Regions from separate parts of the Homo sapiens genome. Here region 2 is linked to region 1. The links are chromatin contacts, found by Hi-C or POLR2A ChIA-PET in ENCODE. All regions are on one chromosome and are shown on one strand. The core of a region is the stretch at or near the end of the contact, and the rest is flanking DNA. Distances in the headings are between cores, read along the strand shown. Region 1 overlaps PSAP (prosaposin). Region 2 has its middle 31 kb from the start of CHST3.

What was found. Hi-C counts contacts between places; a loop is a spot of excess contacts on that map. ChIA-PET counts read pairs that join two places held with the same protein, here RNA polymerase II (POLR2A). Pooled maps may share reads with other maps.
Region 2: a pooled map shows a loop between it and region 1 (2.8-fold over the local background). The contact joins two enhancer-like sites. A Hi-C loop is called at or near these places in 1 of 168 maps with a recorded cell type or tissue (endothelial cell of hepatic sinusoid), 3 of 37 single-sample maps with no recorded cell type and 4 of 50 pooled maps. POLR2A ChIA-PET finds 5 or more read pairs at or near these places in 2 of 52 experiments (T-cell and activated CD4-positive, alpha-beta T cell).

Annotation. Positions count from the first base shown.
Region 1 is chr10:71,834,536-71,838,632 of GRCh38, forward strand. The region is part of intron 1 of PSAP (prosaposin); the gene reads right to left. Among named protein-coding and RNA genes, the nearest start is that of PSAP, 15 kb to the right of the region's middle. RefSeq lists enhancers at 1,341-2,110, 1,928-1,997, 2,108-2,207, 2,111-2,880, 3,651-4,097. Within about 2 kb of position 1,781, at least 26 of the 41 ENCODE cell types and tissues checked have a DNase peak (open chromatin) inside an H3K27ac peak, as active enhancers do.
Region 2 is chr10:71,931,427-71,935,523 of GRCh38, forward strand. No RefSeq gene overlaps it. Among named protein-coding and RNA genes, the nearest start is that of CHST3, 31 kb to the right of the region's middle. Within about 2 kb of position 2,390, at least 2 of the 41 ENCODE cell types and tissues checked have a DNase peak (open chromatin) inside an H3K27ac peak, as active enhancers do.

The sequences.
Region 1 (4,097 bases), core at 531-3,030:
CCATTTTGTAGCAAACCAGGTCGACCTGACTTATTTCCCCAGGGCTGAGGGCGACTGTCCTTGAGCTGGACTCTGCTACTCAGCCCCTCACCAAGCTGTATGGGACACCAGCCACACAGATACACGCCTGTCCCGGTCAAGAAGCTGGCTTGTCTGTCACAGGGCTAGAAGGGACTCATGTATCTGGTTCACGTTCATCCTCTCTAGCTACCTTTAAACAGTATCAGGGAGTATCAGAACTTTAACCTTAAAATGTTTCCATAAGTAATAAGGTATCATCATAACCTTAAAATGTTTCCATAAGTAACAAAAGAAACCATAGGAGAAAAGACTAACAAATTCAAATACAGGGAAGATTTTGACTTCTGTAAAATGGATAACAACTGTAGAATGAAGGGTTTTTTTAAAAAAGAAAAACAGGCTGGGCACGGTGGCTCACGCCTATAATCCCAGCACTTTGGGAGGCCAAGGTGGGTGGATCACGACGTCAGGAGATCAAGACCATCCTGGCTAACACAGTGAAACCCCATCTCTACTAAAAATACAAAAAAAAACAATTAGCCAGGTGTGGTGGCGGGCGCCTGTAGTTCCAGCTACTCGGGAGGCTGAGGCAGGAGAATGGCGTGAATCCGGGAGGCGGAGCTGGCAGTGAGCCTGGGTGACAGAGCGAGACTCCGTTTCAAAAAATAAATAAATAAATAAATAAATAAATAAAATAAAAATTAAAATTAAAAAAAATTCATACCCTTATAACATAAAACAATGGCCAGCTGCCGGTGGCTCATGCCTATAATCTCAGCACTTTGAGAGGCCGAGGTGGGGTCAGTTGAGTCCAGGAGTTCGAGACCAGCCTGGGCAACATGGCAAAACCTCATCTCTACAAAAAATTAGCCGGGCATGGTAGCACGCACCTGTGATCCCAGCTACTCGAGAGACTGAGGTGGGAGGATAGCTTGAGCCCAGGAGGCAGAGGTTGTAGTGAGCCGAGATCTCACCACTGCACTCCAGCGGTGAGCTACCATACCTAGCCCTAAAAATATTTTATAAACTGCCTTGAGAGTGCCTATGTTTCTTAAAACAGGTCCTTGATTTTAGAACCAAAAAAATGGGGAAAAAAATCCTCAGATTCACATCTCACTTCTAGCCCAATTATTTAGCTAGGAAACAAGAGATTACATCGGACTACACATAGAGGATGGTGGCATGAGGGTCAAACTCCAACAGGCATCTCAGTAGGGTTGAACAAACTTTTGCTGCAATAGATACTTGACCCAAGTCTGAGACAGAAAAAAAAAAAAAAAAAACAAAACACAATCACCTGAGAAACACACTTAGAACCTCAGGAATCTTGCTGTATGCTGCTTCCCTCTGTAAGCCAATTCTACATACGTGTGTAACACACATAGGAAACACGTGTTGTATAGGTCAGTACGTGTTCTTCCTCCAGGAGAGGGTAAGGAATGAACTGCTTTCTTTCATTACTACCTCCACAAGCTACTCACACAAAGACTGAGTCCCACAAAGCTCGAGTCAGATCACCTTCACCCCTTCAGACACAAGCAAATGAATTATTCATCTGCTGCCCAGATTATAGCCTTCCCTGTCCCCTGGGAGCAAAATCACAAACACGTCCAGTTCGCAACCTCAACCAAGCTGGCCACATTCCAGAGGCTGCTGGTTTGGACTCTAGTTTCCAGGGGAAAACATGTGCCAGATGCAAATCAGTACCAAGCTCCCCAGATGGCTCACAAAAGCTTAGTTAGCCCGCAGTGTAGCCAAGCATGGCTGGCGCCAGCCTCAGTTATAAATCTCAGGGGAGCGGTGGAGGGGAGGCAGAATTGAGTCATGAGGGTAAGGGCTCTGGGGACTGTGCGGTCACAGAGACAGCACAAATAGGAACCCCAGACCTGATGACTCCCACCACACCCTAGCAGGCCCTGGGCCCCTAGGACTCTGAAAAGGACCCATGATGACACCATGATACACTGCCTAGCCCTACCTCCAAATCAAGATGAACAGGAGGCTACCAAATGAGTCTCTAGGCAGAGGAAGGCAGAGTGATACACAGGGAAGCCAGAAGAGGATGGGCTCAGACCTCAGGAGACCAGAGCCAAGACAGAGGAGTCACCACCAAAAGCAGGGGCAAGTGACCAGCACCCCCGATTCTTAAAAATGCTCATCCAGTGTAATGTCCACCCAGCTACTTTCTCCAGCCCTCTCAGCAGGGAACTAGCTACAGCTGACCAAAATCTAGAGTGTTTCCGGAACACAACACACTCTCACAGGCCCATGTGAGAATACTTTGTAGGCTGCCTACTTCCTCTAGGAATGTGAAACAATAATCGTTTTCCATGATGACTTTGTTACTTGTTTTGGTCCGGCCAACCTGGACTGAAAATAATCTTGGGCAGCCCCTTGTATCTGAAACTGGCCCAGCTAATACAAACTGACTGTCACTTCCCAATCCATGACCTACTGAATGGCAGCAGGCCTCTTCCTCAGATCTGGAGGCAAAAAGATACGCATGGTGGAGAATTCGGTACGCCTATAAAGTCAAGTTCCAGCGTAAAACAGATTTCCGTGGACACAGGAAGTAACACGTAAATTCCAACTCCTAGAAAGTGCCTTCTTAGCAAGACACCCCCTTCTACCTCCAACCACAAGCCAAACATAAAGGTGCATGTTACAAAAACAGCCTGTGGTATGCAACGGATTCCATCTCCCAGGATGAACGACATGATGACATACGTTCATAGACTGCGTGTCCTCAGGGCAGGCACCACTGGGTGGTGCTGGGGAGCTCCCAGCCGCCAAGAGGTGCAAAGCCCACTCCCAGAGCAGATCTCCTAAGAGGGGATCAAACAGTGGGTCAGAACCTTTTGGGGACATGGATCCCTTTCCCAGAAACTTTATTACACACACATTTCTCCTAGCACTTGAGGAACTTCTCAGGTCCCAGCTGTGGATTAATCATAAAGCTCTACAGGCAAGGGTGGTTTTTCTCCACACAAGCAGGTAAACAACCCAGCTGAAGGCATGGCTACCAGCTCCACTGACTGCGCAGAGCCCGAGGCCCTCAGGCCAAAGAACAAATGAACAGTCACGATTTTCTTTACCCCAAAGAGCAGGAGGAACAGACATCTAAGTAATGGTGTGTGATCCCACGCATCGGTGGGAATGGGAGCGGCAAGGCAATGCTAACGGAGCCTTCCTCAAAACGAAATTGGAATTGGCACCTGCAAGATGGTGACAGAAAAGGCTGGCTACGTGGAGAGGGAGTGGGGAATTCCAGAACATTCCAAAGGAGTCCAGTTCTCTGTGGGGAAGGGAAGAAACTGTCCTGTCTTTTCAGGAGCGAAGCCAAGGGAAGTAGCGGCAGCCAGGCTGCAAAGGCAGACAGATCTCAGGTGCTTGGGGGAATGGTCTCACCTGCCCCACACACCCTAAGGTGAGGGCTCAACCCCGTGGGCGATACTGCAGGAAGCTTCAGGGATTTCTGGGAGGGACAGGACAGGCAAGCTCATGTGTGGGTCTCAACCACCCAGGCACAAGGTGGCAGAACTGAAGAGGAGGTGGGAGATACCAATGTCAGGCACCTAACTGGAAGGCGAATTCAAAAACGTCCACATGAGAAATGGAAGCAGCAAGAGCCAAGAGAGGCTAACACAGAGTCCAAGAGAACAAGATGGGCAAATGGCACTAACAGGGTTCCATGAGAAGTTGTGCAGACTCAAAGGGAAAACAGAACAGCAAGGGCCAATAGCACCAGGAGAGACACGCCCATGAGCAACGTGAGCTGCTCAGCAGAGGCCAGGGAGGGGAGGGCCTGGGGCCCCACCCAGAGAGTCCCCTGGAGGACTGGGGATGAGTGACGGGAGAAGGAATGTTTCAGAGACACGCGGTCATCTCCAAGGAGGGGGAGAATCCCGTACACCTTCCACCAGGGTGTGGAGCTGGTATGAGTGGCTCCAGACCACAGATCTCTGAACAATGGGTGCAAGGAAGCAGACCACAGCTCCAGGTAAAGAATGCATTTAACATCCACCCAGGGGCATAAAAAGAGAACGGATTAGCTGGACGTGGTGGTGCACGCCTCA
Region 2 (4,097 bases), core at 1,140-3,639, 98 kb after region 1:
ATCATGCCACTGCACTCTGGCCTGGGTGACAGAGCAAGACTGTCTCTAAAAAACCCACAAAACTGGCTAGACATGGTGGCTCATGCCTGTAATCCCAACACTTTGTGAGACCCAGGCAGGTGAATGGCTTGAGCCGAGGAATTCAAGACCAGCCTAGGCAACATAGTGAGACCCTGTAGAAAAAATTAGCTGGGGGGAGTGGCACACACCTGTAGTCCCAGCCACTTGGGAAGTTGAGGTGGGAGGATCACTTAAGCCCCAGAAAGTCAAGTCTGCAGTGAGCCATGATCACTCCACTCCACTCCAGCCTGGGCAACAGAGCAAGACTCTGTCTCAAAAAGAAATCCCACAAAACTTTACGTTAAAAAATGTTTACAATCACCTGAGTCTTCAGTGAGTCATATGTTTTTATTGATGGAGGGTCTTGCCTTGATATTGATGGCTGCTGACTGATCAGGGTGGTGGTTGCTGAAGGCTGGGGAGGCTGTGGCAATTTCTTAAAATAAGATAACCGTAAAGTTTGCCATAGTAATTGACTCTTCAGCTCAGGAAAGATTTCTCTGTAGCATGTGATGCTATTTGATAGCATTTTACGCACAGTAGAATTTCTTTAAAAATTGGAGTCAATCCTCTCTAACCCTCCTGCTGCTTTATCAACAGAGTTTATGGAATATTCTGAATCCTTTGTTGTCATTTCAACAATGTTCACAGCATCTTCCCTGGGAGTAGATGCCACCTTAAGAAACCACTTAAGTTGATTTATCCATAGAAGCAGCTCCGCATCCGTCCAAGCTTCATGAGATTGCTGCAATTCAATCCTGTCTTCAGGCTCCGCTTCTAATTCTAGCTCTCTTGCTATTTCCACCAGATCTGCAAGTTTTTTTCCCTCCTGAAGTCTTGAACCCCCTCAGTCATCTATGAGGGTTGGGGTCCATTTCTTCCAAACTCCTCTTCATGTTGATATTTTCACCTCCTCCCATGAATCCTGAACAGCCTTAATGGCATCTAGAATGGTGACTCCTTTCCAGAAAATTTTCAATTTACTTTGCCCAGATCCATCAGAGGAATCACTATCTGTGGCAGCTATAGCCTTATGAAATGCATTACTTAAGGAGAAGAAGGCTTGAAAGTTGAAATTACTCCTTGATCCATGGGCCACAGAATGGATGTTGTGTTTGCAGGCATGGAAACAACATTCATCTCCTTGTACATCTCCATCAGAGCCCATGGGTGACTAGATGCATTGTCAGTAAGCAGTGATATTTTGAAAAAAAATATTTTTTCTGAGCAGTAGGTCTCAACAGTTGGCTGAAAATATTCAATGAACAGATAAGCTGTTGTGCAAGTTTTTTTTTTATAGAGCACAGGCAGAGTGAACCTAGCATAATTCTTTTTTTTTCCCCACTTCAATAATAATCTGATATAGTCTAGATTTAGTTTTTTTTTTTTTTTTTTTTTTTTTTTTTTGAGGCAGAGTCTCACTCTGTCGCCCAGGCTGGAGTGCAATGGTGCAATCTCGGCTCACTGTAACCTCCGCCTCCCAGGTTCAAGCAATTCTCCTGCCTTAGCCTCCCAAGTAGCTGGGATTACAGGCGCCCACCACCGCACCTGGCTAATTTTTGTATTTTTAGTAGAGATGGGGTTTCACCATGTTGGCCAGGCTGGTTTTGAACTCCTGACCTCAGGTGATCCAACCGCCTCAGCTTCTCAAAGTGCTGGGATTACAGGCGTGAGCCACCGCACCCAGCTGATTTAGCATAATTTTTAAGGGCTCTAGGACTTTTGGAATGGTCAATGAGCATTGGCTTTAACTTAAAGTCACCAGCTTCCCCTAACAACTTAAAGTCACCTGCTGCCCCTAACAAGAGAGTCAGCCTGTCGCTTGAAGCTTTGAAGCCAGGCACTGACTTCTCCTCTCTAGCTGTGAAAGTCCTAGATGGCCTCTTCTTCCCACGTAAGGCTGTGTCGTCTCCATTAAAACACCTGTTGTTTAGTGTAGCCACCTTCATCAATGACCTTAGCTGGATCTTCTGAATAACTTTCTGCAGGTTTTATGTTATGTATATGACATATTTCCTTAAACCCCATGAACCCACTTCTGCCAGCTTCCAACTTTTCTGCAGCTTCCTCGTCTCTCTCAGCCTTCATAGAATTGAAGATAGTTGGGGCCTTGCTCTGCATTAGGCTTTGGCTTAAGGGAATGTTATGGCTGGCTTGATCTTCTGTCTATACCACTCAGAAACTTTCTCCATATCAGCAAGACTGTTGTGCTTTCTTATCATTTGTGTGTTCACTGGAGCAGCTCTTTTGATTTCCTTCAAGAAATTTTCCTTTGCCTTCACAACTTGACTGTTTGGTGCAAGAAGCCTTTGTAACTGCTGTGGTTTTTCCCCACCCACCTGCACCTTAAGCTTGTGGGTTTAACCCGTCACCTAGTTTTGTTGTGGATATGATCTGTAGATCTGGGGTTTTTAAAATCCTACTTTTGTTTTCATTTGGGGTGTATTATTCTACTAGGTCTGCCATAACAGACTTACACAATGGCAACTTATTTTCTGGAGGCTGGAAGTCCAACATCAGGTGCCATTAGTTTGGTTCCTGGTGAGGCCTCTCTTCCAGCTTATAGACAGCCACCTTCTTGCTGTGTTCTCACATAGACTTTCCTCTGTGCAGGTGCAGAGAAAGGAAGATATCTGGTGTATGCTGTGTCTTCTTCTTATGAGGACACCAGTCCTATTGGATTAGGGCCCCACCCTTATGGCCTCAGTTAATTGTAATTTAGACCTTTAAATCTCCATAAAGGTCTATCTTGTTTCATTTGTGCTGCTGTAAGAAAAAAACAAGAACAAAAACACCCAAGACTATTTCCCTCCACTGGCAATGAGAAAAAGAAAAAGAAAAAAAAACAGCTAAGACTAGTTTTTTTTATTAATTTATTTTTATTTCAATAGGTTTTTGGGGAACAGGTGGTGTTTGGTTGCATGGATAAGTCCTTTTTTTTTTTTTTTTTTTTTGAGACAGAGTCTCGCTCTGTTGCCTGGCGGGAGTGCAGTGCAGCGATCTCCACTCACTGCAACCTCTGCCTCCTAGGTTCAAGCAATTCTCATGCCTCAGCCTCCTGAATAGCTGGGACTACAGGTGCATGCCACCACGCCCAACTAATTTTTGTATTTTTAGTAGAGATGGGGTTTCACCACGTTGGCCAGGATGGTCTCGATCTCTTGACCTCGTGATCCACCCCCCTCGGCCTCCCAAAGTGCTGGGATTACAGGTGTGAGCCTCTGTGCCCAGCCCCAGATAAGTTCTTTAGTGGTGATTTCTGAGATTTTGGTGCACCCATTACCCAAGCAGTGTACACTGTACCCAATGTGTAGCGTTTTTTGTTGTTGTTGTTTCTTCCTGAGACAGAGTCTCGCTCTGTCGCCCAGGCTGGAGTACAGGGGCACAATCTCAGCTCACTGCAAGCTCCACCTCCCAGGTTCAAGCCATTCTTCTGCCTCAGCCTCCCGAGTAGCTAGGATCACAGGCATGTGCCACCACGACCAGCTAATTTCTTTTGTATTTTTAGTAGAGATGGGGCTTCACCATGTTAGCCAGGATGGCCCAATGTGTAGTCTTTTATCTCTCACCCCACTTCCATCCTTCCCCACCACCCGCCAAGTTTTCAAAGTCCATTGTATCATTCTTATGCCTTTGCGTCCTCATAGCTTAGCTCCCACTTATGAGTGAGAATATATGATGTTTGGTTTTCCATACCTGAGTTACTTCAGTTAGAATAATAGTCTCCAACTCTATCCAGGTTTTTGCAAATGCCATTATTTCATTCTTTTTCATGGCTGAGTTATACGTGTGTGTATATATATATGTGTGTGTGTGTGTATATGTGTGTGTGTGTGTGTATATATATATATTTCAACATATATATACCACATTTTCTTTATCCACTTATTGATTGATGGGCATTTGGGCTGGTTTCATATTTTTGTTATTATTGTTGTTCGTGACCAAGCAGAAGTTTTGATTTTTATGTAGCTTGAATTGATCCATCTTTTTCGTTCTTTCTTTTCTTTTTTTTTTTTTTTTGTTTGTTTGTTTGT